Linked DNA regions of Homo sapiens: region 2 is linked to region 1. A link is a contact called in ENCODE Hi-C or POLR2A ChIA-PET data. All regions are on one chromosome and are shown on one strand. The core of a region is the stretch at or near the end of the contact, and the rest is flanking DNA. Distances in the headings are between cores, read along the strand shown. Region 1 holds the start of TIAM2 (TIAM Rac1 associated GEF 2). Region 2 overlaps TIAM2 (TIAM Rac1 associated GEF 2).

Region 1 (2,700 bases), core at 54-2,553:
AACTTGGTAAGATTTTAGAGACACTCTGGCTTAAATCTATTGGAAAGAGAACTGGAGATAGCCGGTGTTGTCTGTTAAAATAAGGTGGTCAGCATCATTTGGGGAGCAAAAGGTAGAATGTGTGAATAACCATGAGAAGAGAATCCCAGGCCCTTCATCGCATAGTAAATAAAGGTCTCACCATTACCCAAGGAGGCTGAGGAGTGTCACCAAGTGGCCTCTTGCCTGAATTCTGCAGAGAAAAGCAGGAAAACCTCCCCCTGAATGAAATTATCTTTGGAATCAAGCAGCCTTCTCCCTCTTTAAATAAAGTTAACCTATTTGTCTATTTTAAAAAAACGGCATGCAAGCTCATCAATATTAAATTTCGCCGCTCCTTAAAGATAGAAATACCTCGTGCAATGTTACTCCCAGACCTTTCCAGCGGCTGTCAGCAACGAATGGCTGGAAGAATGGACTCTTTTCTTTCTGAACTGTTTTTGGTAAATAGGATCCATTAGGGGCACAACGTGTCGGCTTTCACAGAAACTTGGCACCTCAGCCCCCCCAGGAGCCGCGCCCGTCCGGGATGGCTCCCGCGCTCGGAAAGGCCGGAGGGGCTGAGCAGGGACCGCACGGTCTACACTCGCTGAGCCGACCGCCTGGGATCCTGCTTCGCCGCAGCGCCTTTCTGAGGCTCCGAGGTCGCCGGGCGGGCGTGGGCGCAGCGGGCGCTCCCCTCCGGGCACCCACGGCTCGGCTTTGGGCGAGAACCTCGGTATCAGGAGGCCGGGGCGCCGCCTCCTCCCATCCGGGATGGGACCGGGGCTGAAAGTGGGTCCTGGCGTGTCGCGCAGCGCGAGGGGACCAGGGGACCTAGTTTCAGAGCCTTCTGGAAAGTGCTTCGTCCCCCGTGCCAGGCTGTGCCCGGACGCTGCCGCCCTCCGGGGAGAGGGTGCCAGGCCGCGCCCCGCAGCCGCGACCTTCCGCGGGACTCCCAGGAAAGCGGGGGCAGAGAGGGGCGGCCAACAAAGGGGAAGGGAGGGGACCGCCGGCCGCGCGCCGCCCCGCCCGCAGGGGACCTGGAGCCGCCGCCAACCAGCGCGGGTCGTCGCCCTCCTGCGCCCTCACCCGGGCGCCCCTTACCTCGGGTCGCGCGCCGGGCTCGGTGGGGCCGGTCGCGCGCCGCCCTCCGCTACCCTCGGCGCGTGGCCCTCGCGGGAACGCCGGGAGGAGTTGGAGAAGTTCTGGGGGTCACTTTGTTCTCCACTTGGACGCGCGCTGTGCGCCTGCGGCGGCCGCGGCCACAGTTACGGTTACCGCTGCCCCAGCCCCGCGCGCAGCGCCTGCCAGGCCCGAGCCGCGACCGCACCTCCCGCCCCGCCCCGCCCCGGACACGCCCCAGCCCCGCCCAGCGTCAGGCCCAGGACCCCCGCGCCAGCTCCCGGCTGGTCCCGGACCATGTCCCTCGCGCTTTCTTTGGAACAACACAAATAAAACAATTCAAGAAACATCGAGCACGCGCTCACTGTGAGCTGGGGGCTCTGCCCGCTACCGGGGATGCGATGCGCCAGTGCGACCCCGTCCCTTCCCCAAGGAATTTAAAGACGGCTCTTCCCGGGTCCCACCGAGGAAAGGCACGCAAAACTGAGGTCAGCGGCCGCAGAGACTTTCCATCTCCTTCCCCTTCTGAGAGGAGATGGCTTCGCAGCGGAGATGGCAATCGAGTCGGCACTCCAAGACCCAGTCGAATTGGGACTTTCCAGGTGGAGAAGCTGCGATTTTTATTATTATTTTTTCAGACTGAGTTTCGCTCTTGTTGCCCAGGCTGGAGTGCAATGGCGTGATCTCGGCTCACCGCAACCTCCGCCTCCTGGGTTGAAGCGATTCTCCTGCCTCAGCCTCCCGAGTAGCTGGGACTACAGGCACGCGCCACCACGCCCGGCTAATTTTGTATTTTTAGTAGAGATGGGGGTTTCATCATGTTAGTCAGGCTGGTCTCGAACTCCCGACCTCAGGTGATCCACCCGCCTCGGCCTCCCAAAGTGCTGGGCTTACAGGCGTGAGCCACCGCACTGGGCCAAAGCTGCGATTTTTATTAGAAAAGCCTGAGTGGCCCAGTGGGCCCAGATGCTGGGAAGGGCGAGGGAGCTAAGGAGACCCAGGAATGAAAGCTGCCTGGAATCACTCTCCTCGCCTTGAAAAAGGCTGCACCCTGGAGAGGAGAGGGAAGGGAAGGTAGATGCAGGCCATGTGTTAGGGTGGGTCCTACGAGAAGCAGCGCCCACTCAGGACTAGATGCGGAGGGTTTTCTTGGGGGAAATGGCCGTGGAACTAAATGAGGAGGGAGCCGTGAGAGCTGGAGAGGGCCGGACCTTCTGCAAATCAGAGCCCAAGTGAAGGAGGGAGGGAAGCACCCATCCCGGCCTCCCTGCAGTCTAAGAAAAGCTCAGCAAGATCATCCGTGAGCCCTTCAGCCAAAATTACGCATCATGGGGATCCCGATTCTCCCCGGAACCTGCCTGCCTTCGTGTCCATGCCGCCACCAGTCCTTGGCTGGGAGCGGCCAGGTGGGAAGGGTGGCGTTGGGCACAATCCCAGTGCTGGAGTTCAGAGCACAGCAGCCAGGGCCCTGGTCAGTTAGGTGCAGTGCGTGAATACGACCCAGTCTCCGTAACGGGAGATCCGTGGAGAACTGTGAGTCAAAAAGACAAATGAAAT
Region 2 (2,700 bases), core at 51-2,550, 83 kb before region 1:
CCCAGTTTCAAGCGATTCTCCTACCTCAGCCTTCTGAGAAGCTGGGATTACAGACATGCACCATCACGCCCAGCTGATTTTTTGTATTTTTAATAGAAATGGGATTTCACCATGTTAGCTAGGCTAGTCTCGAACTCCTGACCTCAAGTGATCCACCCGCCTAGGCCTCCCAAAGTGCTGGGATTACAGGCGTGAGCCACTGTGCCTGGCCTCTATTAGAAATTTTTTGAACAAAGCAAATGCTAGGATCCATAAAGAGTCAGCTCCAAGTTTCACAAGATGAACATCTGAACCCCCAGCTGTACTGACTATAGCTGACAAGTCAGTCATTTCACATACAGTAACATTTGTCCCAATTTCTAGCAAGGTTGGTGTGCTAGGCACTATGCATTAATTACACAAGGAGGAATCAGGCACAGCACCAGTAATCAAAGGACCTAGAGCCAAAGGGGAAAAAAGACAGCAAAGACATCTGACAAATTCCAGAAAGAGGCAAGATAAACTGGCCATCTGGGTCCAGGCGAGGAGGCTCACGTCTGTAATCCCGGCACTTTGGGAGGCCAAGGCCGGAAGATTACCTGAGGTCAGGAGTTTGAGACCAGCCTGGCCAACATGGTGAAACCCAGTCTCTAGTAAAAATACAAAAATTAGCTGGGCATGGTGGCGGGTGTCTGTAATCCCTGCTACTCGGGAGGCTGACGTGGGAGAATCGCTTGAACCCAGGAGGCAGAGGTTGTAGTGAGCCGAGATCGCACCACTGCACTCCAGCCTGGGCAAGAGAGAAAGACTCTGCCTCAAAAAAACAAAAACAAAAAAACAAAGATAAACTGGTCATCCAGAATGAGGGAAAGAAACTATCCTTGGTTTACAAAAAAAAAAGAAAAACACCAAAAAACACAAGAAAATCCATTAAATGTATCTGAAACAGGATTTCAGGCAGCAATAACCACTAAGATCATCAAGTCAAACTAGAGGAAGATATATTTGGGATCCAGCTTAAAGGGAGAAGCAAACAAAACACACCTAACGGAAAACATCAACTTCTGTAATGAAACAAACTTCAGAACTTTAAAAAGGATTTGAAGAGTGTGTGGAATCTACTTCCAGAGAGATAAAGGCAGATGCTGCACCCATTAAATGAGAGCAGACTGGGAGCAGGAAAGATTGCCTGCCAGAGGCTGTTAGGATCACCGAGCATGAGAGCACCTCTCCTGGGTGGGAGTTCAGACAGAGGCGGGATGATGTCAGGGCAGAGCTGGAAAGCCTTGCTGGCTGGCCTGGCCTTGAAGAATGTGTCCGAGTTGGACGTGAGGAACCAGGGAGGCCCAGGATCCCCATAAGGAGGACAGCATGGGTGAAATGACAGAGAAACCAGGAAGCCTGAAACCACAAAAGACACAGAGAAGCACCAAGTCTGATGGTCCCATGCGTGACGTGAGTACAAGGAGAAAAGCAGATAAGGATGCCTAATGCTGGCAGCTACTAAAGGCCAAGCTGTCACTTGTGCTTTTTTCATTAAAGTGAACTCGAGGCTGGGCGCAGTGGCTCACACCTGTAATCCCAGCACTTTCGGAGGCCTAGGCGGACAGATCACTTGAGTCCAGGAGTTCATGACCAGCCTGAGCAACATGACAAAAGCCCATTTCCACAAAAAATAAAAAAAATTAGCCAAACATGGTGGCATATGCCTGTAGTCCTAGCTACTTGGGAGGCTGAGGTAGGAAGATCACTTGAGCCCAGGAGGAGCCGTGACTGCACCACTGCACTCCAGCCTGAGTGACAGAGTGAGACCCTGTCTCAAAAAAAAAAGTCAAGTTGGAAAGCAGAAGTCAGAGGTCAGCAATCAGAGAGCCCCTCCCACAGCACTAGACTGTCACCATTAATCAATATTGAGCAAGGATTAATTGCAAAGCAGTTACATGTTACATCATTACTTGTTAAATCCAAAAGTGTGTTTTCAAAGTAGAAAGAGCTCATTCATAAGAATGCCAGCCACATGAATCAATAGGCCAGTGAGGCGCTACAGGCAAACCCCAGGTCTGCCACTTGGTAGGGTTTGGGTCACTTACCTGTCTCTCTACAGCTAATTTCCCCCCTGCAAAATGAAAACAATTACGCCCACCCTCCAGGGCTTCTGTGAAAACAAAATGAGAAAATATCTTTCAATTACCTGACACACTGCCCTATGACAAGTTAAGAAAGTTAAATAATAAATGTTAGTTCTCTCCTCCCGTCCTGGTTTCTCTAATCGTTGCCATGAAATGCAGGCTTTCTTCCATCGTAAGCAGCACTAATAAAAACTTCGAAATATTTTTAACAAGCGAAAGGCTAACAAGATGACTCAGTAATACCAAGGCCAGGCCTCAATGTCCGTTACTAACAAATACTGAAACCCTTTTTAAAAAATATTTCTCTAGGAACTGAGTGAGTAAATTTTACGTCAAAGGGAAAATTGAGAAGGCAGCACAATGAGACTTGGAGATTGCTGTGCTTCAATATCTATAGTAATATTCTAAAAATATTTTCTTAATATTCTAAAATCAATAGCAATTACATTATTTAGGGCATTGAGGCTTCCTCCAACCCCAGGCTAGCATGGAAGTCTTCTGAATGGTCAAGTTATTATAGATCCTTTTCTGAGCTGAGCCTAAGGCTAAGCCTATAGGGTTCCTGTTCTTTAAAAAAAAAAAAAAAATTACT

The links. Hi-C counts contacts between places; a loop is a spot of excess contacts on that map. ChIA-PET counts read pairs that join two places held with the same protein, here RNA polymerase II (POLR2A). Pooled maps may share reads with other maps.
Region 2: a loop to region 1 is called in a map of ascending aorta, with 2.4 times the contacts of the local background. The contact joins the enhancer-like site here to the promoter of TIAM2 in region 1. A Hi-C loop is called at or near these places in 4 of 168 maps with a recorded cell type or tissue (Caco-2, Calu3, ascending aorta and 1 more) and 6 of 50 pooled maps. POLR2A ChIA-PET finds 5 or more read pairs at or near these places in 4 of 52 experiments (BJ, WTC11 and activated naive CD4-positive, alpha-beta T cell).

The regions. Positions count from the first base shown.
Region 1 is chr6:154,993,918-154,996,617 of GRCh38, reverse strand. TIAM2 (TIAM Rac1 associated GEF 2) reads right to left here and starts at 1,303. Exons shown (of 27, transcript NM_012454.4): 1 at 1,126-1,303. RefSeq lists enhancers at 196-801, 802-1,409 and silencers at 1,046-1,125, 1,216-1,355.
Region 2 is chr6:155,077,176-155,079,875 of GRCh38, reverse strand. The region is part of intron 1 of TIAM2 (TIAM Rac1 associated GEF 2); the gene reads right to left. Among named protein-coding and RNA genes, the nearest start is that of TIAM2, 83 kb to the right of the region's middle. Within about 2 kb of position 1,300, at least 4 of the 41 ENCODE cell types and tissues checked have a DNase peak (open chromatin) inside an H3K27ac peak, as active enhancers do; they include ascending aorta, where a contact is called at or near this core.